Linked DNA regions of Homo sapiens: regions 2, 3, 4, 5, 6 and 7 are each linked to region 1. A link is a contact called in ENCODE Hi-C or POLR2A ChIA-PET data. All regions are on one chromosome and are shown on one strand. Each heading gives the region's core, a stretch centred on a gene start or an enhancer-like site at or near the end of the contact. The rest is flanking DNA. Distances are from core to core; before and after follow the strand shown.

What was found. A loop is a pair of places that touch in the nucleus more often than their neighbours do. ChIA-PET counts read pairs that join two places held with the same protein, here RNA polymerase II (POLR2A). Pooled maps may share reads with other maps.
Region 2: a map with no recorded cell type shows a loop between it and region 1 (6-fold over the local background). The contact joins the enhancer-like site here to the promoter of CDCA7L in region 1. A Hi-C loop is called at or near these places in 2 of 37 single-sample maps with no recorded cell type and 2 of 50 pooled maps. POLR2A ChIA-PET finds 5 or more read pairs at or near these places in 1 of 52 experiments (common myeloid progenitor, CD34-positive).
Region 3: a loop to region 1 is called in a map of OCI-LY7, with 4 times the contacts of the local background. The contact joins the promoter of GIRGL here to the promoter of CDCA7L in region 1. A Hi-C loop is called at or near these places in 1 of 168 maps with a recorded cell type or tissue (OCI-LY7), 3 of 37 single-sample maps with no recorded cell type and 3 of 50 pooled maps. POLR2A ChIA-PET finds 5 or more read pairs at or near these places in 1 of 52 experiments (common myeloid progenitor, CD34-positive).
Region 4: a pooled map shows a loop between it and region 1 (6-fold over the local background). The contact joins the promoter of ITGB8 here to the promoter of CDCA7L in region 1. A Hi-C loop is called at or near these places in 1 of 37 single-sample maps with no recorded cell type and 6 of 50 pooled maps. POLR2A ChIA-PET finds 5 or more read pairs at or near these places in 1 of 52 experiments (MCF 10A).
Region 5: a map of B cell shows a loop between it and region 1 (12-fold over the local background). The contact joins the promoter of CCDC126 here to the promoter of CDCA7L in region 1. A Hi-C loop is called at or near these places in 2 of 168 maps with a recorded cell type or tissue (B cell and PC-9), 2 of 37 single-sample maps with no recorded cell type and 11 of 50 pooled maps. POLR2A ChIA-PET finds 5 or more read pairs at or near these places in 2 of 52 experiments (GM10248 and activated B cell).
Region 6: a loop to region 1 is called in a pooled map, with 17 times the contacts of the local background. The contact joins the promoter of TRA2A here to the promoter of CDCA7L in region 1. A Hi-C loop is called at or near these places in 3 of 37 single-sample maps with no recorded cell type and 9 of 50 pooled maps. POLR2A ChIA-PET finds 5 or more read pairs at or near these places in 1 of 52 experiments (Panc1).
Region 7: a loop to region 1 is called in a pooled map, with 6 times the contacts of the local background. The contact joins the promoter of NUP42 here to the promoter of CDCA7L in region 1. A Hi-C loop is called at or near these places in 3 of 37 single-sample maps with no recorded cell type and 6 of 50 pooled maps. POLR2A ChIA-PET finds 5 or more read pairs at or near these places in 1 of 52 experiments (activated CD4-positive, alpha-beta T cell).

The regions. Positions count from the first base shown.
Region 1 is chr7:21,944,527-21,947,226 of GRCh38, forward strand. CDCA7L (cell division cycle associated 7 like) reads right to left here and starts at 1,373. Exons shown (of 10, transcript NM_018719.5): 1 at 1,255-1,373. The coding sequence starts at 1,278. RefSeq lists a silencer at 992-1,041 and enhancers at 1,182-1,331, 1,327-2,037, 1,722-1,971.
Region 2 is chr7:20,198,093-20,200,792 of GRCh38, forward strand. All of the region lies in intron 1 of MACC1 (MET transcriptional regulator MACC1), which reads right to left. Among named protein-coding and RNA genes, the nearest start is that of MACC1, 18 kb to the right of the region's middle. RefSeq lists enhancers at 1,259-1,308, 1,339-1,438. Within about 2 kb of position 1,404, at least 14 of the 41 ENCODE cell types and tissues checked have a DNase peak (open chromatin) inside an H3K27ac peak, as active enhancers do.
Region 3 is chr7:20,216,193-20,218,892 of GRCh38, forward strand. GIRGL (glutamine insufficiency regulator of glutaminase lncRNA) reads left to right here and starts at 1,385. Exons shown (of 4, transcript NR_134569.1): 1 at 1,385-1,430; 2 at 2,064-2,171. It overlaps MACC1 (MET transcriptional regulator MACC1), which reads right to left and starts at 1,192. Exons shown (of 7, transcript NM_182762.4): 1 at 1,107-1,192. RefSeq lists an enhancer at 1,017-2,216.
Region 4 is chr7:20,329,450-20,332,149 of GRCh38, forward strand. ITGB8 (integrin subunit beta 8) reads left to right here and starts at 1,451. Exons shown (of 14, transcript NM_002214.3): 1 at 1,451-2,484. The coding sequence starts at 2,358. It overlaps ITGB8-AS1 (ITGB8 antisense RNA 1), which reads right to left and starts at 2,313. Exons shown (of 3, transcript NR_110120.1): 1 at 2,201-2,313; 2 at 1-64. RefSeq lists enhancers at 72-684, 772-841, 942-1,231 and silencers at 1,312-1,701, 2,172-2,411.
Region 5 is chr7:23,596,071-23,598,770 of GRCh38, forward strand. CCDC126 (coiled-coil domain containing 126) reads left to right here and starts at 1,312. Exons shown (of 4, transcript NM_138771.4): 1 at 1,312-1,535; 2 at 1,897-1,981. LOC105375187 (a long non-coding RNA gene) reads right to left here and starts at 1,255. Exons shown (of 2, transcript XR_927098.2): 1 at 1,047-1,255. RefSeq lists a silencer at 1,554-1,793.
Region 6 is chr7:23,530,576-23,533,275 of GRCh38, forward strand. TRA2A (transformer 2 alpha homolog) reads right to left here and starts at 1,406. Exons shown (of 8, transcript NM_013293.5): 1 at 1,214-1,406. The coding sequence starts at 1,249. RefSeq lists enhancers at 464-1,034, 1,035-1,604, 1,146-1,195, 1,216-1,265, 1,276-1,495 and 3 more.
Region 7 is chr7:23,180,684-23,183,383 of GRCh38, forward strand. It overlaps NUP42 (nucleoporin 42), which reads left to right and starts at 1,365. Exons shown (of 7, transcript NM_007342.3): 1 at 1,365-1,523. The coding sequence starts at 1,403. RefSeq lists enhancers at 960-1,559, 1,660-1,729.

The DNA of each region.
Region 1 (2,700 bases), core at 123-2,622:
TCATTCCGTAGGCTTTACTGTTTCCCTTGCTTTTAATAGTTTATCTCACAGGAGGCATTTTAAAAATATTCTCAGAAACATCAACAACAGATTTTTCTCAAGCGACCATTTTCAGGAAGGCTTCAGAAATTACTAAAAGGCCAAAGCTACCGTTAGTGGCTCAGTCTTTGCCGCCAGACTCGGGCAGGTGACAGCGGTTTGGGCTCGGGCGCCGGGCACTCTGCGCCTTCCAACGCTGGCGGCCCCGCCTCCCCTTCTCCCGGGCCAGGCACGCAGGTGGAGGAAAGTAAACACCAGTCGGAAGCAAGGTGGAAGCAGTGAGTCTCGCGACTCTCAATAAAACAAGTGGAAAAAAAAAAAAAAACAATCCTCGCACAAAGCATCTCCGTGCTCCCACAAGCAGAGGCGTGGCTGCTTGTTTCCCTTTTTAAAGGTTGTATTTTTAGTTCTTATGAAAAATGTTTTTATTGCTTACTTCTAAGTAAACATGTATCTCCATTACGATAACGTAGAGAAAAGCTCTTTTAAGAAGTAAAAAGAGAAAACTGAAGTCACGTTCACATTCCCACTACTCACTGAAACGTTTGGGGGAACTTACTCAAGTGTTTGCTAATGAGTTTTAAAGACGAGTTAGGCCCTTAACGCGTAATTGGGGTCGTGCTGTGCATATGATTTGGGATCTTGCAGCTTGTTTAACTCGGCCCAATGACGTTACCATTTCCCCCAAATGGTTACTAATTCCTTGAAAACGTTTACAAAAGTTCTAGAATAAACACTAAAGTTATTATTTTTAAACTCCATTATCCAAGTTGGACTGGTCTGGCGATCGACTGTTAAAAAAAAAAAATTACAACTTTCTTAAGCTTCCTGATCTCTGTGCCAATTCCCGGAGAAAGTGTGGGGAGTGCACAAAAAAAGCCCCTCCCCCGTCTCACGAGGGCTGCAAACGCAGGCGCTGCGCCCCGCTAGCTCCCCGCCTGCACCCCCGGCGGCCACCCGAGACTGAGCAGAGCGCCAGGCTGAGCGCGGTTGTGTGCTGGGGCGACCGGCCTCTGTGGTCCGCGTAGCACAAACGTGACCCACTGCGCACACCTGCAGGGCGCGCCCACTCCGGCACTCAACCGGCTGGGCGCGCCAGATCCCCAGTGCCGCAGCCAAGGGCCACGTTTCCAGCCCAAGGCCAGCAGGACCGGGTGGCAAAGGGAAGTCAAACTGTGGGTGCGTCCGGACGGCGGCGGGCGGCCGGACCCTCACCTGGTAGCGAGTCGCCAACTCCATTCTTCCTAACCGGGCTCCAGTCTCCTCCCAGCACGCGGCCACGGGAGCCCGGACTCACCACGGCCCGGCGCACCAAGAACGCCCCGCGCCCGAGCAGCTAGCGCGCTCCGCCCGGAGCACAGGCGGGCCCCGGGAGGGGCGCACTTGACGCCCTGGACAGGGGGAGCGCGTTGCGCTGCCCCCTCGGTGCCGCCTCACTGGGCCTCGTGGCTCCGATCACGTTCCAACTTCGCGGCCACTGACCTTGTCTTCGCAGGCGGCGCGAGAGGGGGCTGCAGTTGGGCGCGGCAAGAGCAATTACCAGTGTTAGGGCGCCGGGCTCCCCCCTGCAGCAGAGGGAGGGAGTGGAGCCGTCCGGCGGGGTTTAGCGCGGGAGAAATGAGGGGGCTGTCCCGGCGCAGCCTCCAGCTGGCACGCGCGCTGGATACTTGGCAGGGTTTATTCCAGGTCATGCCCTGGGGCGCGAGCTTCTGCTGCAACCCCTGTCTCTGATCCAGGCAAATATTGTAGGGCGGCTTTGGGGCTTGTTTTGTTTTGTTGTTGTAACGGGGCAGGGTTCTCTTTGGGAAGATTCTGTCTCCCAAAACATTTGCTACAGGGTTCACTTTGCAGAACAGGCAACCCAGGTTTCTTTACCAAGGCCCAGGTGGACAGATGCAAACCCGCCTGAAACTTTAGACGGCCATTACACAGTAGGCCTCCACACCCACCAGACAAAGAGTTTGTAGAGGTCAGGAATGCTGACTAATTTAACAGAATTGACCCCGGCATCTACTAAGCATCAGGCACTGGGCTAGTCCTAGGAACAGAAGGGTGAACAAAAACAGGCCCCTGCTCTGTTGGAGTTTACAGCCTGAGAGCCAGTTACCAACCTAATTGCATTATTCTAAATAAATACAATAATGATGCAAATAAGTGTAATAACGATGTAAATTTTATAAATTAGATTTATAATTAATATTAATTTGATACCACTATCAATGACAAATGTAATGATGATGCAAATAAATGTAAATTTGGAGCGATGATGCCATGAGAAAAAAGGCAAGTGGTATTAATGGTGGTGTGAAATAGGAAGACAATCTGATAGAGGTCAGGGAATACTTCTTAGAGTTCAGATATGAAGAGTGAGGAATTAAGTTTGTGGAAATTGTGGGAGAGTTGAAGTAGAGAGTGGGGAGAATGGTAAATGAAGTTGTCCTGAAATCACAGCAGGTTTGCTGGACAGTGTTGCACACCTATTTAGAACCGTGGTCATAGGTTTACAGTAGAGCATCCTGTACGCATAGGACCTTCTGCAGCCCCTCTCAGCTGCTTAGGATCTGACGTTCATCTTTTCTTTATTGAACGAGTGAATGAAATTTGCCAAACATTTACTCAAGCTTGAAGAGAAAACATGGAAAAGGTTTCCTTCCTTCCTTT
Region 2 (2,700 bases), core at 154-2,653, 1.7 Mb before region 1:
GAATGACAGGAGGGTCTGATGTCTGGGTATTGGCAAGAAATCTCAAGAAGACCATATCATCTGGAGATCCCTGAGGGCATGTGATATGTGGGTATGGAGGAGAGTAGTGGAAAGAGAAGCAAACCATTACCAAAGAGATATTGATCAAAGCAATGTTTTATCCCCTTTCATGGGAGCTGGGAAAACCAGGCACTAAACTGGTGCCTAAGTAAAGTCCCAGGGGCTTTTCTGAACCAGAATTAGGCATCAGATCCACAGACAGCATGGGAGATCATAGAGGGATAAAGAGCCAAGCATATCATGCTAGTCCAGGATATAAACAATGAACAGAACAGGACTGCCAAAAACTAGAGTTTAATGGATGTTGGTCTCCTAGTGGGCAAGAGAAGATGAAAGGGGATCAATTGGCCAATGTAAACATTTAAGGCTTACCAGACAAGTAAACATTTTGTCCAGGCTCCACCCTTTGATTATTCAATTGTATCTTGATAAGCTCCTGGTCTGCCCCTGGTCCAAGCCTCCATTCTGGAGCTCTCCTTTTAGATCTCAGCCTCGCCTATAATTTCTTCTGTCGCTTTCTAACAAGGCAAGATTTTTACAGGGTTATCAATTTATAAGCCAAAATTACTTGTATATTTTCTAATTAATTCAATCTAAAGAATAAATCCCATGCACCACAAGGAGACTTGATGTAGAACAATTCCTTCAAATCAGAGACAGAATAGGACTAAAAAATAATAATAGTAACTTGAATTGGCAAAACAATGAAGACTCAATGAAAAAGAGAGATCCACCAAGGATGCCTAACAAATCTTTTATCCACAGAAGAGTGGTGCTGAGACTGTGCAGAGAGAAAGGCTTGTCTAAGTTAATGTTACAAAATACTTCTCAAAATGTAAAGGTCTATGTAAATATAATATTTTATGCGAGTGTATTATTCAGCTGCCAGTATGTAAGGAGAATGGCAATAATAGTAATTTGAATTTATGGAGGGCCTATCATCTTAGACACTTGTGCTTTTGAAAGCCAGCTTATTAATCCTCAGGACTATCTCAGGAGAAAAGCAGCCAATGTTATTAGCTCCATTTGCAGATAAGAAATTGAGACAGACACAGATTATGTGGTTCATACAAGGCTTGCACAAGAAATCTGTGAGGAGAAGGAAAAATTATTAGCTACTAAGGTAGAAATGTGATCCACAGATAAAGAGTTGGCAAGGTTTGATCTTCTCCTGTTCATACTCATGGAAAAAGTAAGCATTGTCCTAGCCAAAGCTATCTAAAGCAATATTATGTATATTACATGGAGAAGGGACCTGGTGTGTGTGATAGTACTGGAGGCTTCAGTTCAACCCAGAAGAAAGCAGCGAAGCACTCAGCTTGCCTTGATTGGCAGAATGGATGCCTTGGCAACCACTTGGCCTGAAACCAACCTGCCCTCTCCAACACCACTATCCTCCACCCACACCCTTGTCACATAATCATCAGGAAGGCATGCTCTGAAATAAGGATGAAATGACAGAATAAGGAAGTCTTCAAATGAAACAGGAAGCACACAGAGAGAGCAGAGCACTTACTAACATGAAATTAGAAACCAAAGTGAATGAAGAGGAACTCACAGAGGTGAGTCAAAGAGTACAGAGTCATTCAAAAATGTTGATGAAGAATTCACTTTAAATCTTTACCTTTTTCTTGTTCTTAAAGTTAAGAAAAACTTATTTTTAAAGTAAAAACAGATATCTTAAAAATAAATTTAAACAATAAAATTAAATGTTCTATAAAATGAATCAATCAGAAAGTAGTGAGTTATACATGCTTTTATAAAGGAAAACGACCTTGCAAACCAAGTTTTAAGGCTCAAATGAATTAGCCAAATCCTATACAATTATTAACAAGATAGAGAATAAAGATAAACAAGTGGCTATACCATTATGTGTGTGTGTGTGTGTGTGTACATATGTATGTATATATACATACATATATATGTATTTCCTTTTACAGATGAAGATAAATAAAATTCATAATAAAATATTTATTCACAATAAACACCTAGGAGTGTGTGGGAATAACAGTTTTATTGGGGAAAGGAAATACAGGGGCTAACTGAAAAAACACGAAGAATCTTTTAAAAGATTACTAGATTACTAGATTTAAAAGATTAGTAGATTTAAAAGATTTAAAAGATTACTAGATTACTAGAAATGGACAGTTATAGATAAAGAGATAACAGTTATATCCCTCATTAACAAACACTATTAAGTTATACTTCAAAATACTGATAAATACCAAAGAAAACACACGATGACTTCCAAGGAAAAAAGAGGTTACTGGGAGACCTTTGATATCAGTATTTCCTACCAATTTACTGGTCATAACGACAAATCCTGGAAGAGAAAGTAAATTGTTGTCAAAATTTAACAGGCAAGAGTGCGTAGGTTAATTACAGGAAGTTTTTAGTTTAGGAAACTGCCAAACTCATCACAAGACATGAGAGACAGAGTGATGTAATTACCTAAGAAGGGGGATGAAGTAATGCACTCAACCATCAGCACCTGATTTCTTTTTTTGCTGGAGCCAGAAGAAATCTTTTCACTGATGCACAGTCAGATACCTGAGATATCCCCCACAACCCCAGCTAGAAACATGGGTGCTATCTAATCCTGGAAGTTTCTAAGAGCCATTCAATATTTTCATGCCTATT
Region 3 (2,700 bases), core at 135-2,634, 1.7 Mb before region 1:
ATATCAATCCTAAATTAGACCCACTGAATATAGACTTAAGACATTTTTAGGAAATTAGGAAGACCTTTAATAAATGGAAGGCATTGGAATTTTCACTACATGCTTTTTGATCTTAAAAATAAATTTTTTAAAATCTATCTTTATTAATTGTGGTAAAAAACTTAACATACAATTTACCATCCTAACCATTTGTAAGTGTTTACACTTACAAATTTTAAGTTCAATAGTATTAAATATATTTACATTATTGTACAGTCTCCAAGTGTTTTCATCTTGTAAACTGAAACTCTATATCCATTAAACAACTCTCATTTCTCCTTCCCCCAAGCCCCTGGCAACTACCATTCTAAGTATCATTTATGTGAGTTTGACTACTCCAGATACCTCAGGTAAGTTGAATCATCCAGTATTTGTCTTTTTGTTTCTTTGGTGTGTTTTCCAAGCTTAATTGAAACTTAATTAGGATGAAGCCAAGTTACCCTCCATCATGTATCATCTGTCTATTCAGTACAATGCACTGTGCTAATTTAATGACCCCCTTAACTTAATTACATGATTATCTTTTATTCATAATTTAATGCTATTAACCTAATGAGGTAGGTTATGCACACACACTTTACAGATGAGGAAACTGAGACTTTGCGAGGTGAAACATCTTGTCAATGGTCATAAATCTAATAAGCAGTGGGGCTGCTGATTGCAACTTTATCTATCTTCAAAGCACAGTCTTTTTAACATACCTGTATGCTTTTTGAGATATTTAAAGTTTTTAGGGGATTTCAGCCATCTACATATTTTAAGCAACTCATAGAGTGTTTTGTTTTTGCCTTTGATGGTTAATGTGACCTGGGTTCCTCCTTTTTTTTAAAATAAACTACTTTATTCTAAACCATGTCTCAAGGTATTATTCTATTCTATGTCATGAGGTTTATTCTAACACATGTCCCATAAGCCCACAGAATACCAGTTACCTTCCCTTTATTTAAGCAGGGCTTGATTTGTTAAGCAGCTGGTTTGTTACATTTTTCTGGAAATTATACAACTTCCTAGTGTGTAGCACATATCAATAGTGAAAGGAATATTATTTTTAAAAAATCAGCACTTACATTTGTGGAAGTGAGCCCAAGCTTCTTCAGTTCAGACACATGGTTTTAGTGAATAGAAGTCACTCTACCAAACCCGGGTACTCTTCAAACATGCCTTGCTCCGTATGCAGGCAGGCAACTGCACCCCTGCTTCCTGAGCCACCTGGGACTTGAAGTTCTACCACTGTGGCTCCAAAGCTGCCCAACTAGAAACCCCAAAAGGCAAGAGAACTACGATACCCACAATTCAGGCTCCTCACCCGAAACCAGAAGAGGGCGTATGGCTAGAGTTTCACCCTAAGAAGAAAGGGGAAGCAGGTGGAAAAGCAATTAAAAAAAAATCAGGTGAGTATATCTAAGAACCATCTGTAAATATAATCTTATTTCCATGAAAGGAAATAAAAGTGGTTTAATGTTTGCCAGGGAGTAAGAAGGCACCCTCAGTGTTAGCAATAAGTAAAAAATATTTATGCAAGCAAATCCTCATGCAGCTGGAACTTGCCCCACCAGATTCTCTTTCGGTGATTCAGAGCTGAAGGTGCCTCACTGCCCTGTGGAACAGGTGAATAAAGCCTTCCCAGGTGAGTGACAGTGTCTAACTAGTTCCCCCTTTCCCTCTACATCAGCACTGTGATTGTCACTCAAAGACATAGACATATAGACATAATGGAGACCTTTTGGCATTTCATCTTCTAAAATGCTCTGGATTTTTAAGATAACACTTTAAAATGTGCCTTTTAAAATATAAGCAAGAATAAAGTTTTCTTGATATTTTCTTCCATTTTACTTTCCATTTCTGTGTTTTGTGTTTTCCTTCTGTGTATTTTGTTCAAAATTCAAGAAAGAGAAAATTAGGGGAAAGGGGAAAAAAGGTAAAACTTAGTGAAATGAAATGTGCAATAATTGTTTCACATTTTTTTCCAACATCAGCAACAGAGAATGTTTAAAACAAATGTGTTTCTCTATTTGTTCATACAGCATCTCTCTCTAGCCTATTATCTCCTGTTAGACACAGCCCAGAAAATGAATAGAGACAAGTCCTGGCTGGGTCTGGGTTCAGAAACATAATAGAAGGATTCATCTAATGTAAGTAGATGGCAGAATGGTGACAAAGAAAAAGTTTCCTTTCCCTTTTCTGCACTTTCTCTCCTACTGTTCTAACCACCCCTTCCTCCCTGATGCATCCCTGGCTTCATGCTGCCAGATCACCTAATCCACCCAGATTCCCTTTGAAGTTTCCCCTTGACTCATCCCACAATCCAAACTGAGCTGTTCTGTTTCTTTTTGTCACAGGTTCCTCAACTCTCTACTAGAACCTAGCTTTCCTTTATGTCATTATATTATTTCCAAAACAAATGGTTCTTAATTTCCCCAAACCCTACAGAGGGCATTCTGCATGGCATTTCTCCTCCCTGAAACCATTTTTGCTCATCTTGAAATGTTCAGAGATTTCATTTTTTCCAAAGCTCAATGAAAAACACTCTTCAAGATGTCCTTCTCAGTTTGTCTTAATCTGAGTTATTCTCTTCCTCCTAATCAATTTCATAATATTGCATCTGCTCCTCTCATAACACATTGTATATCTCATTTCATTGGTTTACATGGGTGTGTGTGT
Region 4 (2,700 bases), core at 201-2,700, 1.6 Mb before region 1:
AATTTTCCAGCTGGGTTCCTGCTTTGCTTAACTAATCCTGTGCACCCCGTTGTGCGGTCCACACCTGAAAGGGGGAGTTTCGATGTTGTGGTTTATTAACCAGGTACTTTCCATTCACTCAGTCAACAGAAAGAAAGAGAGAGACCGCGCCTCCTACTTTTTTTTTTTTTTTTTTTTTAACTACAAATAAGGAGACGGAAACTATTAAATAAGAAGGGGGGAAACTCCCGCATATTTCACCTTGACCTGGCTGGACTGGTCTGCTGCCTCTAAGAGGCGGGTGTTGTATTAAAATGAGAGGTCAAACTCCTCGAATGGGAATCGCTCCTGCCCCTAGAGGGAAAAGAGAACCATCACCGTGTTAAACTGGAAACACTGCCTTGTTTCCAATGCGGGGGACTGAGTTCCCTCCCTCGACTTAGCGTGGTAATGACAGGACCCGAGGAGGCGCGCTGCTTCCGGGCAGTTGCCCAGCATAACACCCGCACCCTACTTGCACCTAAATTTCTGAGCTGCAAGCAGGCAGAAGTGCCTTCCACTTTCTCTCCTTAGCTCCCCTCTCCCCGCTTTGCTGCTGTCTGTAACTTTTTGTTCCGTTTACTGGGAAGGTGACGCTTAAGATCAAAAGACCCACTGTAACTTGCAAAAGCCCAGAGCCACCACCAGACGCTGGGGAAAAACAGGGCTGTCCAGTCCAGGGTTAAGGTTTTGAGCAGAGAAGGAGCAGCGAGAAATCTCGGCCAGTCGCTCCGGGAACAGCCCCTGCAGACTGGTCCAACTCTCCAAAGGCTAGGGACACCGGGGCAGCCTTGTGGTGGGGTAGAGGACGAGCTCCTAACTGCAAGCAAAGTGCTGAGTAGAGGGCGTTGGGGGCAGGGGAGGTCCCTTGACTCCACTTTGTATGCAGCAGCTGCGGGGCAGTGAGTATCTCCGAACAAAGCGGCGAGCAGCGCGGGGGTGAGAGATTGGGGTTTGCTCGCAGCTGCCGCTGGCGCTGAGCGAGTCTCCCACCACCCCCGCGAGCGTTGGGGTGCAAGGATTCGGGGGAGGAGGGAGAAGGGAACGAGGCGTGCCATTCCTGTTGCGCGGCTACGCTTCAGGAGTTCTTGTGAACGATGGGAATGGCAACTATCAGAGCCAAGGGGGAAAAGAAAGAGCTGGAGTGAGCAAAACAAAGAGCGAGTGTGGGCCGCGGTGACTTCATGCCTCACCAATGTCCCGCCCACGCTGCTCCGAGCTGTTACTGCTGCTCCTGCCCGGGCTGCAGCCGCGCCTGCGGGCAGCCGAGGCGAGGCGCTCCGGTAGCGTGGGGAGGTTTCCTAGCAACTCTCTGCCCTGAGTGCACCCGGCTACCCGCAGGTCTGGAGCCCCCCGGGGGGCCAGAGCAGGACCACCCCTCTCCCGCCCATCGCCGGCCTCGCCTCTCTCGCATCCTAGCCGTGTGCACCCCAGAGCGCGCCAGCAACTCGGGCTCTGGACTGCGGGACGCCTGAGCCGCGCACTGAGGCGAAAAGGACAAGGGCACGCAGCCCCCGCCCCGCGAAGCCGGGCTCCGGCACCTCGCGGAACCTCCCCTCCTGCGCTCGCAGCCGCAGGCCCCACTCCCCGCCAGGGAGGGAGCGGCGATGCCTCGCTCTGTGCCTGCGGGTGTCGGCGGGTGCTTCTAGGGCGCTCCCAGAGCCGCCTCCCCCTGTTGCTGGCATCCCGAGCTTCCTCCCTTGCCAGCCAGGACGCTGCCGACTTGTCTTTGCCCGCTGCTCCGCAGACGGGGCTGCAAAGCTGCAACTAATGGTGTTGGCCTCCCTGCCCACCTGTGGAAGCAACTGCGCTGATTGATGCGCCACAGACTTTTTTCCCCTCGACCTCGCCGGCGTCCCCTCCCACAGATCCAGCATCACCCAGTGAATGTACATTAGGGTGGTTTCCCCCCCAGCTTCGGGCTTTGTTTGGGTTTGATTGTGTTTGGCTCTTCGCTAAGCTGATTTATGCAGCAGAAGCCCCACCGGCTGGAGAGAAACAAAAGCTCTTTTCTTTGTCCCGGAGCAGGCTGCGGAGCCCTTGCAGAGCCCTCTCTCCAGTCGCCGCCGGGGCCCTTGGCCGTCGAAGGAGGTGCTTCTCGCGGAGACCGCGGGACCCGCCGTGCCGAGCCGGGAGGGCCGCAGGGGCCCTGAGATGCCGAGCGGTGCCCGGGCCCGCTTACCTGCACCGCTTGCTCCGAGCCGCGGGGTCCGCCTGCTAGGCCTGCGGAAAACGTCCTAGCGACACTCGGCCCGCGGGCCCCGAGGTGCGCCCGGGAGGCGCGAGCCCGCGTCCGGAAGGCAGTCAGGCGGCGGGCGCGGGGCGGGCTGTTTTGCATTATGTGCGGCTCGGCCCTGGCTTTTTTTACCGCTGCATTTGTCTGCCTGCAAAACGACCGGCGAGGTCCCGCCTCGTTCCTCTGGGCAGCCTGGGTGTTTTCACTTGTTCTTGGACTGGGCCAAGGTGGTAAGTTGTTTTGTTTTGTTTTGTTTTCTTCTCTTCCCCAAAGGTCTTGGGCTGGCACGAAGAGCTGCCCGGCCAGAGCATCCCGGCCAGGTAAGTTGCGGTCATCAGAGAACTTCAAGGGGGCGGGTGCGGGGCAGCGTCCTCCAGCACAGATGGCCTAGAGGCCAGGTGTCAAGCATTTCTGCCCTGGAGCGACAGCAAGGACTAATTATCAGA
Region 5 (2,700 bases), core at 62-2,561, 1.7 Mb after region 1:
GAGATCATAGGCATGGGCCACCGTGCCTAGTCTATAATAAAGCTTGTTATCCGGTAGCACAAGTTTTCCTCCTCCCACTCCTTCTCCTCTTCTTTTTTTTTCTTCCTCCTCTTCCTCATGAATGCTTGTCTTTGCTCTTCCATAACATTTTGAATTAGCTTGTCAAGTTTCTCACACATACACAGAAATTTATTGAGATTTTGTTGGGAATTGCACTGGCTCTGTAGGTAGGTTTGGAGAGACTTGGCATTTTTCAGTATTGACTCTTCCAATTTATGAACATGTTACATCTTTATTTAGGTCTTCTTCAGTGTCTTCCAATGTTTTCTTCAGGCAGGTTTTGCATTTCTTTGATCGATTTATTCCTAGGTACTTGATATTTGTTTGGAGCTGTTGGAAATGGTATCTTTAAAAAAATTATCTTTTTTACTAGCATATATAAATAAATATTGATTTTTTAAAATATGATTTTTGTATCTATTAACCTTGTTAAAAACTTTTATTGTTAACAGTTTATCTGCAGATTGTTTTGAAGTGCCACAAACAATTTTTTTTTTTTTTTGAGACGGAGTTCTGCTCTTGTTGCCCAGGCTGGAGTGCAGTGGCGCGATATCAGCTCACTGCAACCTCCGCCTCCTGGGTTCAAGCAATTCTCCCGCCTCAGCTCCCCGAGAGGCTGGAATTACAGGCGTCCGCCACCTCGCCCTGCTAAGTTCGTATCTGTAGTAGAGACGGGGTTTCACCATGTTGGCCAGGCTGGTCTCGAATTCCCGACCTCAGGTGATCCTCCCGTCTTGGCCTCACAAACTGCTGGGATTACAGGCATGAGCCAACGGCGCCCGGCCTCCACGTACATAATTACATAATCTATGAAAAAATAATTTTGTTTCTTCCTATTTAATCTTCAATCCTTTTATTTTTCTTGCCTCACTCCACTGGCTAAGGACCTTTGGCTTCAATAATGGGTAGTCTCATCTGTAGCACACTTAATCATCACTAAGCTTTCCCAGCCTCAGGTCAATAGTATTAGGAGGTTGGTTCCTCACCGGAGGGTCGGGAACAAGACGCCAGAGCCCTTCTTCCAGCGCCTGCAGCGAGTTAAGGCCGAGGGTATGCCTCTGGCGGGCTCATCTTCCAACACAGAAGACCCCGCCGCCCTCTCTGGTTGCCGCGCAGCTGCGTCGTTCTGACCCAGGGTAGGTGCAGGGCGGCTGGAAGCACGTGCCGCCGCTTCCTCATTCTGGGACTACATCCCCCACAATGCCGCGCGCCGCGGGCGGCTGGCCCCCGAGTGCGGGAAGGGCCGGCAGGGAGGCGGAGCGGAAGCCGAGTGCGAGGGACGAGCGGAGTAAAATCTCCACAAGCTGGGAACAAACCTCGTCCCAACTCCCACCCACCGGCGTTTCTCCAGCTCGATCTGGAGGCTGCTTCGCCAGTGTGGGACGCAGCTGACGCCCGCTTATTAGCTCTCGCTGCGTCGCCCCGGCTCAGAAGCTCCGTGGCGGCGGCGACCGTGACGAGAAGCCCACGGCCAGGTAATGAGTAAGGGGCGAGTCCGCCAGCCGGGCCCGCACCTCTCGCGCGCCCCTCAGCCTAGCCGGCCGCTCCTCCCCCGCCGCGCCCCCGTCCCCGGTCCCCGCCCCGCTAGGGCCGCTGCTGCGGAAACCCGGCTTAGGAACGGGCCGGCAGCCTCCGGCCGCGGCCGGGAAGGCTCTTTGTCCCTTCCTTTGGGCCGCGTCTCTGCCCCTCCGCGTCTGACAGCCGCGGCGCCTCGGCTCGGGCGGAGAGCCGAGCGTGGCTGGGGCTGCGCGAGTCGAGCGGGGCGGGCTTGGTCCGGAGCTGCGGGATGTAGATCCCGGGCGGCACCGCACTCACTTCTTTTTCTGTTTTTGACAGCTCAGTTCTCTTCTACTTTGGGAGAGAGAGAAAGTCAGATGCCCCTTTTAAACTCCCTCTTCAAAACTCATCTCCTGGGTGACTGGTAAGGATGAACTTAAACTGCCGTGTTGATTGTTGACTGTGACGGTAATGAGAATGGCTCAGCCAGCTAGGGTTCGAATCCTGCCTGGGTTTCTCTCACTGCCTGCCTTGGTGATCTTGGTTACTTAAAGGCTCTAAGCTTGAGTTTTCTCATCCATCAAAACACACACCTGTAAGTGGTTAGAATTAGGAATATAGACCTATAACGTCATTAGTTCTTCATTTGATGAAAAGATCCTTTGTGATACTTTCATTAGCTATGACTGAAGTGACCGAAGTGGCCTCTGGACTTGAGTTTTGTGCTTTTGTTTGTTTAATCATCCTGGGTTGTGTGTTCTTCACTTTATCTTAAACCTAACCAAAGGATTCATTAAAATATGCCGTCTTCCTAATTTTTGCTGTTTTAAGATGGCTGAGAATGTTCTTAGGAAATTGATGACTCTGCTTTTCTGTGGATCAGCTTCAGAGGTACAAGTATTCACCTCTCCCCTCCCCCTCAGGTGTGTCCTTTGGGAATCCTTAGAGGCGCTAAGTGTTTGTTTCGTCAGAGTAGGCATCCAGGTATTTTACAGTCCTGCCTCTGGGCTTCACCATATTTAACCTGGGTCAACTTTTTTCTACATCTGTCTGCATCTTCTCACTGATTAATAATTTCTCACTCTAAAATGTGTTGCAAAAATACTTGTTTTGAGGAAAATGTTTCTATGTTGGTGTTATTTA
Region 6 (2,700 bases), core at 156-2,655, 1.6 Mb after region 1:
GGTTTCACACGAACTCACTTCTACTAACTCACTTCTACAATTCCCTATGTAGGGTAAACTTTGGAAATGAAACTCACTGACAAACGTTCCAGTACATTTAAGCTGGGGATATCGTATTCTTTGTGATGTTTGTATTTCTCCGACCCCAAATATATTAATAAAAACTTTTTTCTGAGCCCTCTTCGGTGGGGGATAGAGTGAGAAGAGAAATGGGAGAGGGCCTGTTAATTTTCAGGTCATCTTTTAAGTTACAGAACAGTATATACTGACTAGTTATCTTAAAAATACTGAGCCAATGAATTCGTTCAGCTATGTAAGATTAAAGAAAGACAGATTTTTTTTTTTTTACCGTAAAAACCTGTAAAGGAGTGGTCAGTTTTTAGATGAAAGGTCATAGGAAGAAGAGCATTAAAAGTTGAGATATAAAGAAGAGAAAAAACCCAACATCGAGGAATTAGAAAAATAAGGCGTGACAGCATTTCCACATTCATTTCGAAGTGAAAGGAAAGTCGAAGGGACATTAAGGGAAAAGGGCTCCTTGCGTAGTTTCCCCTCACAGCTCTCGTCTTAAGAACGCTTAAGGGTCGGTGCGGTCGTTGACTAACCACTTCATTAGGCTCGTCCCACCTTCAACCTCAAGGCTTTCGCCTTTTTAGACGCAACGCCGCCGGTTCCAACAGAGACGCGGCCGCTCACTGAAATAGAGAGCCAAGGAGACACAGGCCCCAGCTAGTCCCACGCCAGCTTCTCCCCGCCCGGAAAGCAGCCCCGCGCACTTTCGATCCCGAGACCCTCTACGATGCTCGGGGTCGCCAGAAATGCCACCGCAGGAAGCACCTACCACTATCCGGACGGAGGGGAGCTCCCTGCCGCCTCCTCCCGCCCAACCGCGACGGGGACCCACACCTCGGAGCAGACATAAGGAAGCCTCAGGGGTGGGGAGAAGGGAGGAAGCAATGCGGGGGCGGGGAGGGAAGAGGACCCAGAAGTCCAGGTATCAGTCAGCCTCCAAAAAAGGGGGAGGGGTGTTATCCGTGGTGTTTGGGGAAGGAGTGGAACCCAGAAGCCATCTTGGGATGGGAGGAATCAATCGCGATGGCTCCAGAGGTTGCTCCTCGCGGGACTACCCGCAACCCCGCCCGACCGCGCTTGTTCCCGTGAAACCCCGAGCATTGGGCCGCCGCCTAGACGGCTCCCGCGGCTTTGTACTCACTCTGCCCTCGAAGTTGTTTTCCTCCACATCACTCATGTCGACGAGGCGCTCCCCAGAACTAAATAAGAGACAAGTCTCGGCTCGAGGGCCGATGGCCTAATTAACCCGCTGACTGGACCGTGGGGAAGAGGAAAGAGTCGGCAACCACAGCCGCTCCACTCCACTCCCACTCGGTCGCAGGCTCCAGCAAAATGGCGCCGGCGCCGCCAGAAATCTCCTGGCCTCCTCAGAGCACGACGTAAAGGGGGCGGGCGTCTCTGTGACGTCACGAGGCTCCACCTCCCGCGAGGCTTTGTGTCGGCTGGGCCTGGAGCGAGGGTGGAGGTTGGCGGGCGGCCTGCGCTCTCAACCTGGGCGCCTTGGAATCGCGGTCCCGTGCTGTCCTCCAAACTTCAGACTCACCTCGGACGCGTCAACCTCTTTGAAGACTTTTCAGTCGCCAGATGAGCCTTATATGACCTTAGCCCCTTTAAATATTGTCCAAGTGGATTCTGATGTAAGGGAACAAAACATTGGAAGCGTTTTTTTATGTTTGTTTATTTTTTGAGTCAGGGTCTCGCTCTGTCACCCAAGCTGAAGTGCAGTGAAGCGATCACTGCTCACCACAGCCTCAAACTCCCGGGCTCAGACGATCCTCCCACCTCAGGCTCCCGCGCGCGCCACCACGCCCGGCTAATTTTTTTCTTTTTTGGGACGGAGTCTCACTCTGTTGCCCAGGCTGAAGTGCAGTGGCGCTATCTAGGTTCATTGCAACCTCCACCTCGCAGGTTCAAGCAATTCTCCTGCCTCAGCCTCCCCAGTAGCTGGGATTACAGGCATGCACCACCACGCCCGGCTAATTTTTGTATTTTTAGCAGAGACGGGGGTTTCACCATGTTGGACAGGCTGGTCTCAAACTCCTGACCTCAGGTGATTTGCCCGCCTGGGCCTCTCAAAGTGCTGAGATTGCAAGGGTGAACCACCGTACCCGGCCCACCCGGCTAATTTTTGTGTGTTTTGCAGAGATGGGGTTTTGACATGCTGCCCAGGCTGGTCTCGAATTTGTGGACTCAAGCGATCTGCTCGCCTCGGCCTCCCAAAGTGCTGAGATTACAGGCCTGAGCCACCGCGCCCGGCTGGAATCGTGTATATATAACAGGCTTTTGGGGGGCACGTTGTCAGCTGACTGTATTACTTTTCTTCCATATTTGCCCTGTGTAATGTCGACGTAGTACATGCACAGATGAGGTTATGATGCAAAGCCGCTGCTCCTTGCCTCGTGTCCCTGCTCCAGTTCCCCCTCCTAGAGACAGCCGTGTAGTTTTTTTTTTATAATGCTTAGCTCCCTACTAGTTTTTTTGACTTAGATATTTCCATAAAGCTTCACAGTGAAGACCTCCCAAATCTGTCAACTTGGTTCCCAATCATAGTAATAATCTCTGAGATGAGTTTTACTTGTGTAATGCAACTTTAAAAATTAGTTTCATCTTAAATTTTTTTCCTACAGT
Region 7 (2,700 bases), core at 115-2,614, 1.2 Mb after region 1:
TGTCTTCAAAATCCAAACAAATTACATGAGCAAGAATGATGGCTCACTCCCAGCTCAATAATCCTAAAACCACCAGCACAAACCTGTAATCCAACAAAGTCAGATCTATTGACTTATTGCAATCAAGAAGACTGCACACCAGAGGAGCTGTGGTGTGTCTCACCGTACAAAATAAAAGGTAGTTATTGTATGTTTTGGCGGGGAGAGTGAAGTTTAGGTGAAATTTAAATGAAATCTCAAAGCATAGCTGTGTGTAAAGGCATTAACATCAGGTCTGGACGAGAATTGAATGTAGGGCATGTTTCCTTGGAAACTGCAAAGTTAAGAAAATACAGAATGTTTTCAGAACCGTTTATCTGAAGCTCTACACCTGGATAGAAATTGAGGCTGCTTCTCTGCGTCAAAGAGACTTAGATCCTCCAGGCAAGGATGGGACTTTTCACTCGTTCTGATATAATTTCAAATAGCAACGTTTATGTGGACTTGAAAGAACAAGGTTTCGGCCAGACGCGGTGGCTCACACCTGTAATCGCAGCACTTTGGGAGGCGGACGCGGGCGGATCACGAGGTCAGAAAATAGAGACCATCCTGGCTAACACGGTGAAACCGTGTCTACTAAAAATACAAAAAAATTAGCCGGGCGTGGTGGCGGGCACCTGTAGTCCCAGCTACTCGGGAGGCTGAGGCACGAGAACGGCATGAACCTTGGAGGCAGAGCTTGCCTCCAAGCTCTGCCACTGTACTCCAGCCTGGGCGACAGAGCGAGACTCCGTCTCAAAAAAAAAAAAAAAAAAGAAGAAATAACAAGGTTTCTCAGTGTGTAGTAAGAATGTACTTAAGTGGTAATACTTTTCCGTTGCAGCATGTCCTAAAAGAAACATTGTTTCCTCTTAACGTCGTCTGGCTTTATTTGACTCTGTTATCCATCCAGATGAAAGGCTAGGCAGTTTGTTACTTTCTCAGCCCAAGCTAAGTTTTACCGTCTCAGCAAGAACGACTCAGTCTCTCAAATCATAGCTAATTCTCCTCTGAGGGCCTTGCTGAAGTTCTGCGTTTGCTTGCTCCGCTTTCCTCTCATTTTGGACCTCCAGCCTTCCTGTAGTCCGAGGCCCTGCACCGGGGTCAAACGCGCCTCCGGTCTTCACGTAACCGTTCAAGCATCCCTCCTTCCCAGGACACACTCAAAGCGTCAGAGCGGTCCGCTCTTCTCAAGTCCTATTGGCTCAAGTCCATGCGTCTCATGGCACTGCCGGGTGAGAGGCGGAAAAAGGCCTTCCCAGGCGCGAGAAGATGACGTCACAGTAGCCCGGCCGGGCGCCGAGGTTGCCTTAGGGCTCTCTGCCCAGTAACAGGCATCGAACGGTGCAGACTGAAGACGCCCTCCGTCAGCGACGCCGTCGCAATGGCCATTTGTCAATTCTTCCTTCAAGGCCGGTGCCGCTTTGGAGATCGGTGCTGGAACGAACATCCCGGTGCTAGGGGTGCAGGAGGAGGACGGCAGCAACCGCAGCAGCAGCCTTCAGGTGACTCTCCTCTGAATCCTCCGCGGTAACCGAGCCGGGAAGGGTCCGCCGGCGGGGACCGGGCGTCCCGCGTGTTTCCCGCTGCTGGTGACCCCAACGTGCCCGCGTCGCGGCCTTGCCGGCCCTACTGGGCCCTGCACAACGTTTTTAAACCGAGGGTTTTATCTACATATTATTCATGTGGTCCGTTTTTATTGAGCTTCTGAGGACCTGGGTTTGGGCCTGGATGCTTGTGCGAAACTGAGTTTTTAAATCGGAAGTACCTATCGAAACTACCTTGTAGGTAAATGCCGGAATTGAATATAATTTTTACTAAGTTGTTTTTTCGAGGGTGAGGCTAGCAGCTTGGGTCAGAATCAGGACTTCATTTTGGAGAAGTCGTGGACTTCTTTGAAAAAATCTAATAAAACCGGCCGGGCGGTGGCTCACGCCTGTAATCCCAGCACTTTGGGAGGCCGAGGCGGGCGGATCACGAGGTCAGGAGTTTGAGACCAGCCTGACCAACATAGTGAAACACCGTCTTTACTAAAAATACCAAAAAAAAAAAAAAAAAAAAAAATAGCCGGGCGTGGTGGCGCGCGCCTGTAATCCCAGCTACTCATGAGGCTGAGACAGGAGAATCGCTTGAACCCGGGAGGTGGAGGTTGCAGTGGGCCGAGATCGTGCCACTGCACTCCAGCCTGGGCGACAGAGCGAGACTATCAAAAAAAAAAAAAGAAAGAAAGAAAAGAAAAAAAGAAAATCTAATAAAACCTATAGAGCCATACCGCAAAAATGCACCTGCTCATAAATTTGGGGTGAAATTGGGAATGTGGGACGCCCAGTTAAGGGCTATCCGGGAGGTGAGGAAAGGAGATGCGGGGGCCACGTTGATCTAGTCCCTGGGCCTAGATCATTGTCAAAGCTTTTTATCTTCAAGGAAAGGAGAGATTAGACATGAAACCTTAGAACAACACAAGATTTTTAAAGATCGGGTTAATAATTCGGTGCTGTCTCCCTTCCTTCCCCTCCTTTAGGGCTATTCATCTGACCTTTATTTTTTTATTTTATTTTGAGACGGAGTCTTGCTCTCTCAGTCAGGCGGCTCACTGCGACCTCCGCCTCCCAGGCTCAAGCGATTCTTATGCCTCAGTCTCCCGAGTAGCTGGGATTACGGGTGCCCGCCACCATGCCCTTG